3 separate regions of the Homo sapiens genome follow, and regions 2 and 3 are each linked to region 1. The links are chromatin contacts, found by Hi-C or POLR2A ChIA-PET in ENCODE. All regions are on one chromosome and are shown on one strand. The core of a region is the stretch at or near the end of the contact, and the rest is flanking DNA. Distances in the headings are between cores, read along the strand shown.

What was found. Hi-C counts contacts between places; a loop is a spot of excess contacts on that map. ChIA-PET counts read pairs that join two places held with the same protein, here RNA polymerase II (POLR2A). Pooled maps may share reads with other maps.
Region 2: a map with no recorded cell type shows a loop between it and region 1 (13-fold over the local background). The contact joins the promoter of THEM4 here to the promoter of PSMB4 in region 1. A Hi-C loop is called at or near these places in 2 of 37 single-sample maps with no recorded cell type and 7 of 50 pooled maps. POLR2A ChIA-PET finds 5 or more read pairs at or near these places in 1 of 52 experiments (MCF 10A).
Region 3: a loop to region 1 is called in a pooled map, with 3 times the contacts of the local background. The contact joins the enhancer-like site here to the promoter of PSMB4 in region 1. A Hi-C loop is called at or near these places in 2 of 50 pooled maps. POLR2A ChIA-PET finds 5 or more read pairs at or near these places in 3 of 52 experiments (T-cell and WTC11).

Annotation. Positions count from the first base shown.
Region 1 is chr1:151,397,051-151,401,264 of GRCh38, forward strand. It overlaps PSMB4 (proteasome 20S subunit beta 4), which reads left to right and starts at 2,523. Exons shown (of 7, transcript NM_002796.3): 1 at 2,523-2,677; 2 at 2,931-3,137; 3 at 3,392-3,538; 4 at 3,714-3,795; 5 at 4,189-4,214. The coding sequence starts at 2,538. RefSeq lists enhancers at 1,880-2,602, 2,203-2,252, 2,603-3,324 and a silencer at 3,093-3,250.
Region 2 is chr1:151,907,520-151,911,733 of GRCh38, forward strand. THEM4 (thioesterase superfamily member 4) reads right to left here and starts at 1,992. Exons shown (of 6, transcript NM_053055.5): 1 at 1,841-1,992. The coding sequence starts at 1,939. RefSeq lists a silencer at 1,719-2,028 and enhancers at 2,269-2,388, 2,377-2,964.
Region 3 is chr1:151,022,440-151,026,653 of GRCh38, forward strand. It overlaps PRUNE1 (prune exopolyphosphatase 1), which reads left to right. Exons shown (of 8, transcript NM_021222.3): 4 at 2,172-2,356; 5 at 3,076-3,234. It also overlaps the pseudogene RNU6-884P. Among named protein-coding and RNA genes, the nearest start is that of BNIPL, 12 kb to the right of the region's middle. Within about 2 kb of position 2,297, at least 10 of the 41 ENCODE cell types and tissues checked have a DNase peak (open chromatin) inside an H3K27ac peak, as active enhancers do.

The DNA.
Region 1 (4,214 bases), core at 1,273-3,772:
AACCTCTGTCTCCTGGGTTCAAACAAATCTCCTGCCTCAACCTCCCAAGTACCTGGGATTACAGGCGTGTGCCACCACACCCGGCTAATTTTTGTATTTTTTGTAGAGATGGGGTTTCATCACGTTGGCCATGCTGGTCTTGAATTCCTGACCTCAGGTGATCCGCCCATCTAAGTCTCCCAAAGTCCTGGGATTACAGGCATGAGCCACCGCGCCCGGCCTGAGGTGGGCAGATTTCTTGAGCTCAGGAGTTTGAAACTAGCCTGGGCAACATGGTGAGATCTCTCCTGGTCTCTACAAAAAAATACAAAAATTAGGCCGGTCGTGGTGTCTCACGCCTGTAATTCCATCACTTTGGGAGGCTGGGGTGAGAGGATTACCTGAGGTCAGGAGTTTGAGACCAACCTGGCCAGTGTGATGAAACCCCATCTCTACTAAAAATACAACAACAACAACAAAAAAAAAATTAGCTGGGCATGGTTGTGCACCCCTGTAATCCCAGCTACTGAGGAGGCTGAGGCTGGAGAATCGCTTGAACCAGGGAGGCGGAGGCTGCTTTGAGTTGAGATCGTGCCACTGCACTCCAGCCTGTGCAACAGAGCAAGACTCCCTCTCAAAATAAGAAAAAAAGAAAAAAAACAAAAACAAAAATTAGCCGGGTGTGGCATCTGTAGTCCCCAGCTACTCGAGAGGTTGCAGCTGGAGGATCGCTGGAGCCGGGGAGGCAAGGGTCGCAGTGAGCCGAGATCATGCCACTGCACTCCAGCCTGGGTGACAGAGCCAGACCTTGTCTCAAAAAACAAACAAACAAAAGACACCTAAGGACAGTGTTGAGGATGGTATCCTCACCAGTCTCTGTGGGAGGATGGAATCCTAACTTCCATAAATGCCAGCTAGCAGACATCATTGACCTAAGCACATTTACATTGACTAATTCTGTAAATGTTCACTTCCCTGACTCTACTGACCCTCTGTCTCACTGTCCCCTAACCTCATTTTCCCTATAAAATACCCATTACTTGCATACAAATTGCAGTTGAGTTCAGTTCATGCTGAACTGTTTTTCCTTATTGTAGTAGTTATTACTGATTGAAATCTGTCCTTTCCACTTTAGTGTCCGGCTTTGTTTATCTTTGACAAAATTCACCAGTTTGATTCAAGACAGTTTCCAGCCCCTGCTATGGAGTTACACTGAGAAGGAAACCCCTGGAATTTAGTTTCACCCCTACACTTCCAATGGAATTTTTCTGTTTCTTTAGAGGTGGGCAAGGGCCCTTGACAATAAGGAAACTTTCAGACTTGTCTAAGGTCCCACAGAGAGTGCTTGATCCACCTGAGCTATCACACCCCACAGGGTATACACAAGTGTATTCTTTTTTTTTTTTTTTTTTTTTTTTTTTTTGTGACAGGGTCTCGCTCTGTTGCCCAGGCTGGAGTGCAGTGGCGCCACCTTGGCTCACTGCAACCTCCCTCGGGTTCAGGCGATTCTCCCACCTCACCCTCCCAAGTAGCTGGAATTACAGGCCTGGCTAATTTTTTGTTTTGTTTTGTTTTGTAGAGGTGAGGTCTCACCATGTTGCCAAGGCTGGTCTTGAATTCCTGGGTTCAAGTGATCCTCCCGTCTTGGCCTCCCAAAGTTCTGGGATTACAGGCATGAGCCACCGCACCCGGCCCTGATTCCTTTTTTTATTCTAGCTTCAAGATTCAGTTCTACCGTTATCGGCTGTGTGACTGGGTAAATCACTACACCGCAAGCCTCGGTTTCCTATTTACCAAATGGGTCGAATAATGCCTGCCACATGGGGCTGCTCTGAGGAGTACAGATGTAAGAGATCCTGTGTTCACTGATATTTTCATGTGGGCTTTTTGATAATGATACAAAAGGAACATGAGAACTGTGACTTCTAGGCCGGGCGAGGCGGCTTACTCCTGTAATCCCAGCACTTTGGGAGTCCGAGGCAGGCGGATCACCTGAGATCCGGAGTTCGAGACCAGCCTGGCCAACATGGTGAAACCCCATCTCTAGCAAAAATACAAAAAATTAGCCAGGCGTGGTGGCAGGCGCCTGTAATCCCAGCTACTCGGGAGGCTAAGGCACGAGAATCGCTTGAATCTGGGAGGCGGAGGTTGCAGTGAGCCGAGATCGCGCCACTGCATTCCAGCCTGGGGGCCAGAGCGAGACTCCGTCTCAAAAAAATAAAAAATAAAATAAAAAATTGTGACGTCTCACTCAGGATCAGCGTCTTTAAGTGGCCACCTCCCCACCCCACCTTCATGCCTCCCTCCTCCTTGAATCGTGTGTTAGAACGCTGTGATCTGGTCCAAACTCCACGGAGATGCGATGCGATGCGAAGCGATGTTGGGCAATTTCAACTCCCTGTCTCGGTCGCCACCTAGGATTACTGCATGTTCAGCTACGACCTCATCAACATGGCTGCTGGAAGTCGTCTACAGGAAAAAGAAAGAAATGACACTGAAGGATCACTTCCGCTTCCGTTGGCGCAAGCGCTTTCATTTTTTCTGCTACCGTGACTAAGATGGAAGCGTTTTTGGGGTCGCGGTCCGGACTTTGGGCGGGGGGTCCGGCCCCAGGACAGTTTTACCGCATTCCGTCCACTCCCGATTCCTTCATGGATCCGGCGTCTGCACTTTACAGAGGTCCAATCACGCGGACCCAGTAAGTTCTCGGCGCTTTCGTTTGCGTAGCGGGAGGGACCGTGGGGCCTGGTGCTGCCGGCTGGTTTTGAGAGCCCGGGAAGGTGAGGCGGGGACCCCGGGGGCGCGCGAACGGCAGGGGAGCTCAGGGCGCGGAGTCCTGGAGAATGCAGAATAATTGGAAGGAATTATAGAAAATCAGAAGCGCAGCTCAGTGCGCGGAAAGAGGGCGCAGTCCATCCCCCCTCTCAGCTCCCACCGTTCTCACTCTTTAGGAACCCCATGGTGACCGGGACCTCAGTCCTCGGCGTTAAGTTCGAGGGCGGAGTGGTGATTGCCGCAGACATGCTGGGATCCTACGGCTCCTTGGCTCGTTTCCGCAACATCTCTCGCATTATGCGAGTCAACAACAGTACCATGCTGGGTGCCTCTGGCGACTACGCTGATTTCCAGTATTTGAAGCAAGTTCTCGGCCAGATGGTGTAAGTCATCCAGAGAACAGGAGAGTGGTTCCCAAGTAGAGAGGGGAGTCCCCTGTTTTTTATTCCCTTCGATGGGATGGGGGGACTTGTTGCAGCGGGGGACTGGAAGAGTTGTTGGAGGTGGGCGATCTGTGTTTGCAATAAAGTTTTTGGCATTAGGTGTAAAATGGGGGAAGGTGTGGTAACTTCTTTTGGGGATGGGTGGAGACCCCGACTTAATTCTCTCCCTTTTCTCACAACCAATTCCTTTTAAGGATTGATGAGGAGCTTCTGGGAGATGGACACAGCTATAGTCCTAGAGCTATTCATTCATGGCTGACCAGGGCCATGTACAGCCGGCGCTCGAAGATGAACCCTTTGTGGAACACCATGGTCATCGGAGGCTATGCTGATGGAGAGAGGTTCATATGAATACAAATAACTTATTTCCTTTACCACCCAACCTAGTACCTGTGTAGTATCTCTTCTGTCTCTTCTCCCCAAGTGAATCCCACTTTAACTCAGACCCCATGGTCCCCTTCTTCAGCTAAGATGAATCTAAGGTGAAATGAGTTTTGACCCATTGTGTCCTGTTAGCTTCCTCGGTTATGTGGACATGCTTGGTGTAGCCTATGAAGCCCCTTCGCTGGCCACTGGTTATGGTGCATACTTGGCTCAGGTAAGTAGTAAGTCTAGAGGTGGGGGAAAGGGAAGACAAAAGGAAATGGATTAGTGGTTGTCTGCTTTTCTCCTGAAATTCTGATATGAGGGATGGGCTGGGATCGCTATTACTGGGCAGATGGTTTTCTTTGTAGTCTGGGGGCTGTAGGTGTTGACACTGATTCCAGTGACAAGATGACATGACTGGGAGTCAGTAGACATGCAAAGAGAGGACACCCTAGAACTTCTTCCTGAAGTGGCTCTTAGCTTATTTTCTAAGCAGAGTTCATTCTGGTGAGGCAAGAAGTAGAATGTCATCTTTCACTCTAATGCTTTTTATACCATAGATTTGAGACAACTAGCCTGTTATTCAGCCCAATATCCCCCCATGGTTTTCCCCCAATCTCCCTAGCCTCTGCTGCGAGAAGTTCTGGAGAA
Region 2 (4,214 bases), core at 742-3,241, 510 kb after region 1:
AAGTGTGTATTAAAGTCAAGTGCTGTCTTTGTTCTGGGCCCAGCTTTTGGATGTTAGTCCGCTGGGTCTGAGTGCACTCAATAAAGTTCTCCTGTCTCACCCCATGGCCTCTCCAGTCCTCCTTCATTCCTGCAACAGAAGGATGAGTGAAATGGGGACTCAAAACCTCTCACTTTCATTTCTGAGCCTTTTGGTCTTATGGCATTCCTCTTCTTTTTGGGGGGACAGCAACGGCACCTATTTTTCTTTTTACGATACTGGAGGTGGTCCACACCCACCCCAATGGTCACCAGTGCACTCACAAGACAGTTGGGTGGGGTAGCTCCCTGGCCCCACTTCTTTACTGGCTGGGGTGCATGGTGGTGTCTGCAGCATGTGTGTGTGGTGTCCAGTAGCCACACAGGGCATAAATGAGCCACAGCCACTGCCCAGGCTCCAAGGCGCCGGCATGGCTGGCTGGCGTTCCCTACCAGGTGCCTGCAGTCTCCCCCTCCCCATTCCAGGGAGTCTAGCTCTGTCCCACAGCAATTAAGCTCCTCTCTCTGGTGGAGGAACCATTTGCATAGGAATAAGAGGTTCTTCCCCCAGGCATCCTTATCTCCTCTCCAACCCATCAGCAGTATACTTTTAAAGGAGGTTTTTCTTTTCCTTTTGGAAGACGTTTTGCTCTTTTGGGAATGATGAGGATTACCGTTTATATTTTCTGTAAAGTTTTGTGCGAAAGGATTTGTGAGGTAAGTCGTAAGCTGTAGCCAATCTGTGTGTTTTGCATGTCTTTCTGTATGCTCCACAGCAAACTTCGCTGCAGGCCTCCATCTTGTTTTACGTCCTTGGGGGCGTGGCCTGTAACCCCATTGCATAGCTTCGTTTAGCCCGGCATGGCCCAGATTCATCCTGGCTTAGGGAATGAGTCCTTTCTGGTTTGGTATCTGTATGCCCTTTCGCTATTTGTCGATTCCCCTGCCCTCCACCAACCACCTTGGATTTTCCTTTCTCTGAGCCTTTAAGTAAAGTTTGAAAGCCAGAAATATTGGCCGCTTGGTGGAGCTAAAGTTAGATAATAAGGGTGTTAAAAGAATTTTCTTAAGGAGTGCTCAGCTTAATTAAAAGTAGATATCTAAGTTGTAATTATATTTATAAGGCCTTTATGTTTTCCTTTTCTTGGACCTTATTTTGCTGGAAAAAGTGTTTCTTTGCGGTCGACTGAGTTATTTTTCTCCATTTTGCCTTGCCACTTTTAATGCCTGCATAAGAGGGGCGATCTCTGTTTTCCTCATGGAACCCCAGGAATTAAAAGCAGATAGATCCCTCTCCCTGTGATGAAAGATCTTATGGCAACTGGGTTTTCTTCTGCCTGTCTGTGTAGTTATATATGTGTTGTGTGTGATGTCTATAAAAAGATCTCTAATTAATTGACCTAAAGGAAGATAAGCGTTTGGATCAAATATTTTTTTAAAGGGAAGATAAAAGCTGTGGTATCTTTTAGTTCACGTCACTTTAATCTTTGAAAAATAAAAACAGCCTCAAATATTATTGGTAAAATACAGATGTTGTCAAAATATAAATAGACAGACTAAATTATGCAGTTCAGGTAGCGCCCTGCCGACCCTGTCTCTTAAAAAACAAAAAAACGGGGTCACCTTTCCATCCCTTTTCTAACGGTTTGAATCTCAGGACTGTATTCCTAGGCCCCTGTTGCTTATGCTGCCCTGTGGTGCCCAGGTGAGCTTTTATTCTGAGATTGGCTGGTTGGGGTATGGATAACAATCGAAGGCTCTGTTACCGCAGGCGTGTTTCTGAGTCCTGCTCCCGCCCCATGCCCGAGGGTGCCCAGACTCACCAGCTCGGGTCGCGGCTCGCTTCCCGGCAGGCGCCGGCCTACTGGCGGCAGGCACAGAGCCCCCAGCGTGCGGAGGCGCGCGGCGCAGCTCCTCAGCATGGCTCCGGGCCGCGGGGCCGCGCTTGCTCTAGCCCTGGACGGCGCACTCTACCTCCGCCACAAGAGCGCGCGTGCGAGTTAACCCCTGGGGTGGACGCAGGGCGGGGCTTGGGGAGGAGGCGGTGCGCACTACTGGCGGCTGGCTGGCCGGGGTGTGAGGCCGGCGGGGTCCGGGTAGGGCATCGCTGTTGAGTCTATCTTCTGGTTCCGGCCTTTTCTTTCCGAAGACCTCCCGCTGCGGCCAACAGCCGGGCCACTTCCGGGGCTTCTCAAAGGCAAGAGGAGCGCGGCCGGAGCGGATCCCGGTTATCGCCTTGGGCCCCTCAGCCCCTCAGCCCCGGAACCCGCGCGCCGACTGGAGGCTTTGCGGTCATCCTTCCCACATGACCCAGGGCGTACGCAGTGCTCCGTGTCCCCAAGTAGTTATCCCTCCCCCGGAAGACTGAAGTCCCTGGGGCGGGTAGGAGCGCACGCTAGGAGTAGTATGAATAAAGTGTTTTCTTGGAGGTCATGGGCAAGTCTCTGGACAGGGTTGATAGTGCTGATTTATAGAGGGCAGTCTGGGCACAAAGAGCATTTATACGATCGAAAAGCTGCTTTCCCTGCCAACAGCCCCATACCCTCCCCAGGAGCGCGCTTACGCCTTAAAAGACTCTTTTGTTATGTAAACTGACAGTTAAATTAAACGAAGGTAATGGATACTAAAGGCGTAACAGGTATTGTAACTATTTTACTGTTATCGATGCTTTTGAGGTTACTTACCTCGCTTGTATTCGTATGGTGGGAATACTAGGCGCATACCTTCTGAGCTTCGAATTCAGTAACCTCACTGGGACCTTGAAATCGGACTGGGTTGGAGTATTCCCATTACTCAGATAATGCAAATCCGGGCCATCATACCCCTTTATTTTTAAATGCTTACCAGTATGCCATAGCCCTAGTCCATCCTAAGGTGAAGACTCTAATGGGTTTTTTTTGAGACAGAGTCTCGCAGAGATACTGCTATTGCACTTCAGCCTGGGCAACATACTGATGCCCCATCTCAAAAAAGCAATAAATTAAAAAGAAAACTCGAATGACCTGAATGCATTAGATATTTTGCCTTGATTCCTTTCCCATGAACAACTCCAGCAGTTTGTCAGTAGGTAAGAACACCTAGATACATTTTAAGCCTACACTATTAACTGGGGGAAGGTGTAACATTCTGAGAGAAAGGGAATTGGGGAGAGAAGGCAATGCAGTTAGGAGGGGCCCCTTGGAATCCTAGAGCTACTGAACCGAAGATCAGGCATAAAGGATGGTTGTTGAGATTCTGTAATTCTAAGAGGTTGTATTCTGATATCTCCTAAGCACCCCCCCCAACCTCCCACATTCCCTTTATCTCAGTTGTCTTCCTTTTTAATATATTAATAGTATTGCAGTTTCCTGGTGGCAGGGATGGGGTCAGATTGCCTTATTAATTGTAACAACGTGCACGTAGTGCTTGAATACTTACTTAGCAGCAAGAATCCAAAGTATCTTTGGTGTCTGTTGTCTTCCCATGTTGTGCGTGCAGATGGAGGCACGAGCATAACGTAAATCTCTAAAATTGAGATGACTACTGTTAATGAATAGAAAAGTTTATTCAGGTAACTTAAAATTGCATCTATTTACAATTTACAGTGTAGTCAAATCAATCAATACCTATAGACTTCAACCCTGCTAAGATTGTCTATATGATTAATGTACCAATAGCTCACCTAACAGCTTCCTTTTGTTTTTTTGAGATGGAGTCTCACTCTGTTGCCCAGGCTGGAAGTGCAGTGGCATGATCTTGGCTCACTGCAACCTCTGCCTCCAGGGTTCAAGCGATTCTCCCTGCCTCAACCTCCCGAGTAGGTGGGATTACAGGCGCGTGCCACCACATCTGGCTAATTTTTATATTTTTGGTAGAGACGGGGTTTCACCCTGTTGGCCAGGCTGGTCTTGAACTCCTGACCTCAAGTGATCTGCCTGCCTCCCAAAGTGCTGGGATTACCAGCATGAGCCACTGCACTCGGCACCTATCAGCTTCTTAAAAGACCTTAGACTTAGGGCAATTAGAGGTCAGTTACACTGAGTTTAAACTTCATTAAATTTTAACTCTAAATTTTTCAAGTAGCGGCAGTGCATTTAGTTAAGTCATCCACACTCTTGCATGGCTTACTCTGGGATATTCGTGTTGACAGCACATATAAAATGTCTGGTCAGATTTGGAAGAGGAAGGGCAGGTTACAGTCTAGAAATAGGATTGATA
Region 3 (4,214 bases), core at 1,047-3,546, 370 kb before region 1:
ACGTAGTCTCGCTCTGTCGCCCAGGCTGGAGTGCACTGGCGCGATCTCGGCTCACTGCAAGCTCCGCCTCCCGGGTTCACGCCATTCTCCTGCCTCAGCCTCCCGAGTAGCTGGGACTACAGGTGTGCCCGCCACCACACCTGGCTAATTTTTGTATTTTTAGTAGAGACAGGGTTTCACCGTGTTAGCCAGGATGGTCTCGATCTGACCTCGTGATCCGCCCGCCTTGGCCTCCCAAAGTGCTGCGATTACAGATGTGAGCCACCATGCCCAGCCTTTATTTTTTATTTTAAATATATATATTTTTTTTTTATGGAACAGTTCACAAATGTGCATGTCATCCTTGCTCAGCGGCCATGCTAATCTTCTCTGTGTCATTCCAATTTTAGCGCATGTGCTGCTGAAGTGAGCACTGATCTCAGTCTTGAAAGAGGACTAGGTGTTTGCTTGGTGAATTGGGAGGGAGGAGGGAAGGTGGTTAGGAAAGGCATTCCAGGCAGAGGGAGTAATTAATAGAATCAAATGCAGGCAGGCGTGAAATAGCATGGTGAGCTAGGGGAAATGGAATTTGTTTTGCACAGCTGGAGCATAAAATTTGAGGGAGAAGTAGGACATGGAAAAAGATGAGACAGAGGGGGCAGGCAGGAGGCAGATTATGGAGGCCTCATAGGCCCTTCTAAGGTGATTGGATTTTATTTTAGGCCGTGGGGAACTATTTTAAATTATATTCTGGGTCCTAAAAGAATCAGATTTTCTTTTTTCAAATGATCATTCAGGCCACTTTGTGAAGGACAGCCCAGGAGGGCTCTTGGTTGGAAGCAGGTGATTGGTTAAGAGACTACTGGAATAGTCCAGACGAGAGATATTGAGGGCCTAGAGTGGGGCAGTAACAGAGAGTTAGAAACTAGGGCATGGATAGGAATTAAGATAGAATTCACAGGACCTGGTGACCCACATGGAATCTAAGTATTGAGTGGGTTATAAAAATAGGAGAGATTTGCTGGGCGCGGTGGCTCATGCCTGTAATCCCAGCACTTTGGGAGGCCGAGGCGGGCGGATCACGAGGTCAGGAGTTCGAGACCAGCCTGGCCAATATGGTGAAACCCCGTCTCTACTAAAAATACAAAAATTAGCTGGGCCTGGTGGTGGGCGCCTGTACTCCCAGCTACTTAGGAGGCTGAGGCAGGAGAATTGCTTGAACCTGGGAGGCGGAGGTTGCAGTGAGCCAAGATTGCACCACTGCACTCCAGCCTGGGCGACACAGCGAGATTCCGTCTTAGAAAAAAAAAAAAAAAGGAGAAATTTAGATGTTGGGTATCAAGGGTGTCAAGGGTATAGGGTTGGAAAGGCAACGCTAAAGGACAGCAAATGTGGGGGTAAGATATTTGCAGCAGATGCTTCACAGAATTTGCTTATACACTATTTAAAGATGACTCCAATTATAACATTAAAGAAAAGAATTGCTGGGCGCGGTGGCTCACGCCTGTAATCCCAGCTCTTTGGGAGGCCAAGGCGGGCAGATCACGAGGTCAGGAGTTCGAGACCAGCCTGACCAACATGGTGAAACCCCATCTTTACTAAAAATACAAAAAAAAAAATTAGCCGGGTTTGGTGGCACGTGCCTTGTAATCCTGGTTACCCAGGAGGCTGAGGCAGGAGAATCACTTGAACCCGGGAGGTGGAGGTTGCAGGAGCCGAGATCGTGCCATTGCACTCCAACCTGGGCAACAGAGTGAGACTCCGTCTCAAAAAAAAAAAAAAAAAAGAATTGAGAGGAGTTAGGCAGAGGTAAAAGTAACCAAAGGTCAGTTTTAAATGCTTGCCTGGCAGATCACCTGAGGTCAGGAGTTTGAGACCAGACTGGCCAACATGGCGAAACCCCATCTCTACTAAAAATACAAAAAAATTAGCTGGGCATGTTGGCAGGCGCCTTTAATCCCAGCTACTCAGGAGGCTGAGGCAGGAGAATCGCTTGAACCCGAGATGCAAAGGTTGCAGTGAGCCAAGAACGCACCATTGCACTCTAGCCTGGGCGACAAGAGTGAAACTCCGTCTCAAAAAAAAAAAGACATCTGCATTTTCCTTGATGTGTGGGGTAGAGGTTGGCTAGAAGCAGCTGGAGTGTCCGTACCTATCTTTCTTCCTCTTTTCCCATACCCTCCCCTCCACAGAAGTGACACAGCCCTAGAGGAGGCAGTAGCAGAGGTGCTAGACCATCGACCCATCGAGCCGAAACACTGCCCTCCCTGCCATGTTTCAGTTGAGCTGGTGGGGTCCTGTGCTACCCTGGTGACCGAGAGAATCCTGCAGGGGGCACCAGAGATCTTGGACAGGCAAACTGCAGCCCTTCTGCATGGTAAGGGTGGCTTTTGGATTGGGACCTCAGTAGTTCTATTCCTGTCCCTGAGAAGGGAGGGTGGAAAAGTCTAGACGCTTCCAGCCTAACCATATGCTCTCAGAGCCATTCAGCTCATACCAAAAGATAGGATTCTTTCAGGGGACAATTGAGCATGTGTTTAAAGGCCTGTGGGATACTTGTTGGAGAAAGTAGAAAGGAAGTGCAGGGCAACAGACCAAGAAGCTTCCTATTGGCATCATTTTATGATGGAAGGAGGATTAGCTAAAGAAGCAGGAAACAGATTCCAATACCAATTCCTCCAGGAAATAGGTGACCTTGAGCAAATCTCTTAACCTTTCTTGTTCTCATTTTTCCACTTGTAAAAAAAAAGAGAGAGAGAGTGAGTTGGACTAGACTGTCTTTTCCAACTTAGAAGATTCTTTGATGGGATTTGGCCTACTGAAGAGGTGTATCTCTGTCTGACTAGGCTGTAAAATCTCCAAGGTTTGAGATGCTCAGGCTTTCTTTCTACCTTTTCCCCATTTCCCTTCCTACATTTTAGTTTGGATTTGGGAGGTCTGAGGACACTGTCCATCCCAGTTTCTCATTTTGCTTTCAGAGATTTTGCTATACAAATCTCCTTGTGTGTGTCCATTTGGTGTGAAGGTTATATATGTTCTGGTGGTTGTGTGTGAAGGGTCACAGGATTCAAGTTCCACCATCTCCCTTCTCCACAGGAACCATCATCCTGGACTGTGTCAACATGGACCTTAAAATTGGAAAGGCAACCCCAAAGGACAGCAAATATGTGGAGAAACTAGAGGCCCTTTTCCCAGACCTACCCAAGAGAAATGATATATTTGATTCCCTACAAAAGGCAAAGTTTGATGTATCAGGTATGAAATGTTAGCTGACTTTTCTGCCTCCCAGATAAGAAAACAGAAAGGCAAGCCTTGTTCATTATATTATTTTTTTTTTTTTGAGACAGAGTCTTGCTCTGCCACCCAGGCTAGAGTGCAGTGGCACAATCTTGGCACACTGCAACCTCGACCTCCTGGGTTCAAGCGATTCTCCTGCCTCAGCCTCCCGAGTAGCTGGGATTACAGGCGCCCACCACCACGCCCAGCTAATTTTGGTATTTTTAGTAAAGATCGGGTTTCACCATGTTGACCAGGCTGGTCTTGAACTCTGAAGCTCAGGTGATCTGCCCGCCTGGGCCTCCCAAAGTGCTGGGATTACAGGCATGAGCCACCGCGCCTGGCCAATTATTTAAATTTTATACCAGAAAGAAATGAAGTACCATATTAGCCTAAGCATGAAATAATCAGTCATTTACTGGATTGTTCTATCCTGGCTCTTGGTTAGGATGAGGAGGAATGTATTAAGAGCCTCAGAAGGGCCAGACGCAGTGGCTCACGCCTGTAATCCCAACACTTTGGGAGGCCGAGGTGGGCAGATCACCTGAGGTCAGGAGTTCAAGACCAGCCTAGCTAACATGGTGAAACTCCGTTTCTACTAAAAATACGAAAAATTAGCTGAGCGTGGTGGTGTGTGCCTGTAATCCCATCTACTCAGGAGGCTGAGGCAGGAAAATCGCTTGAACCCGGGAAGTGGAGGTTGCAGTGAGCCGAGATTGCGCCATTGTACTCCAGCTTGGGCAACGACAGCGAAACTCCGTCTCAAAAAAAAACAAAAAGAGCCTCATAGGTTCCAGTCTATTCAGAGAATACAGGACATATATATAAAATATGCTGAGAGTATACTAAATTATCAGAGTGAAATCTATAGAATTGGTTAGGGAGGCAAAAGAAATATTTTGTGAGTAAACAAAAGATGAAGAGAACCCAAAAAAAACTGTATTCTTGTACTCAGCTAC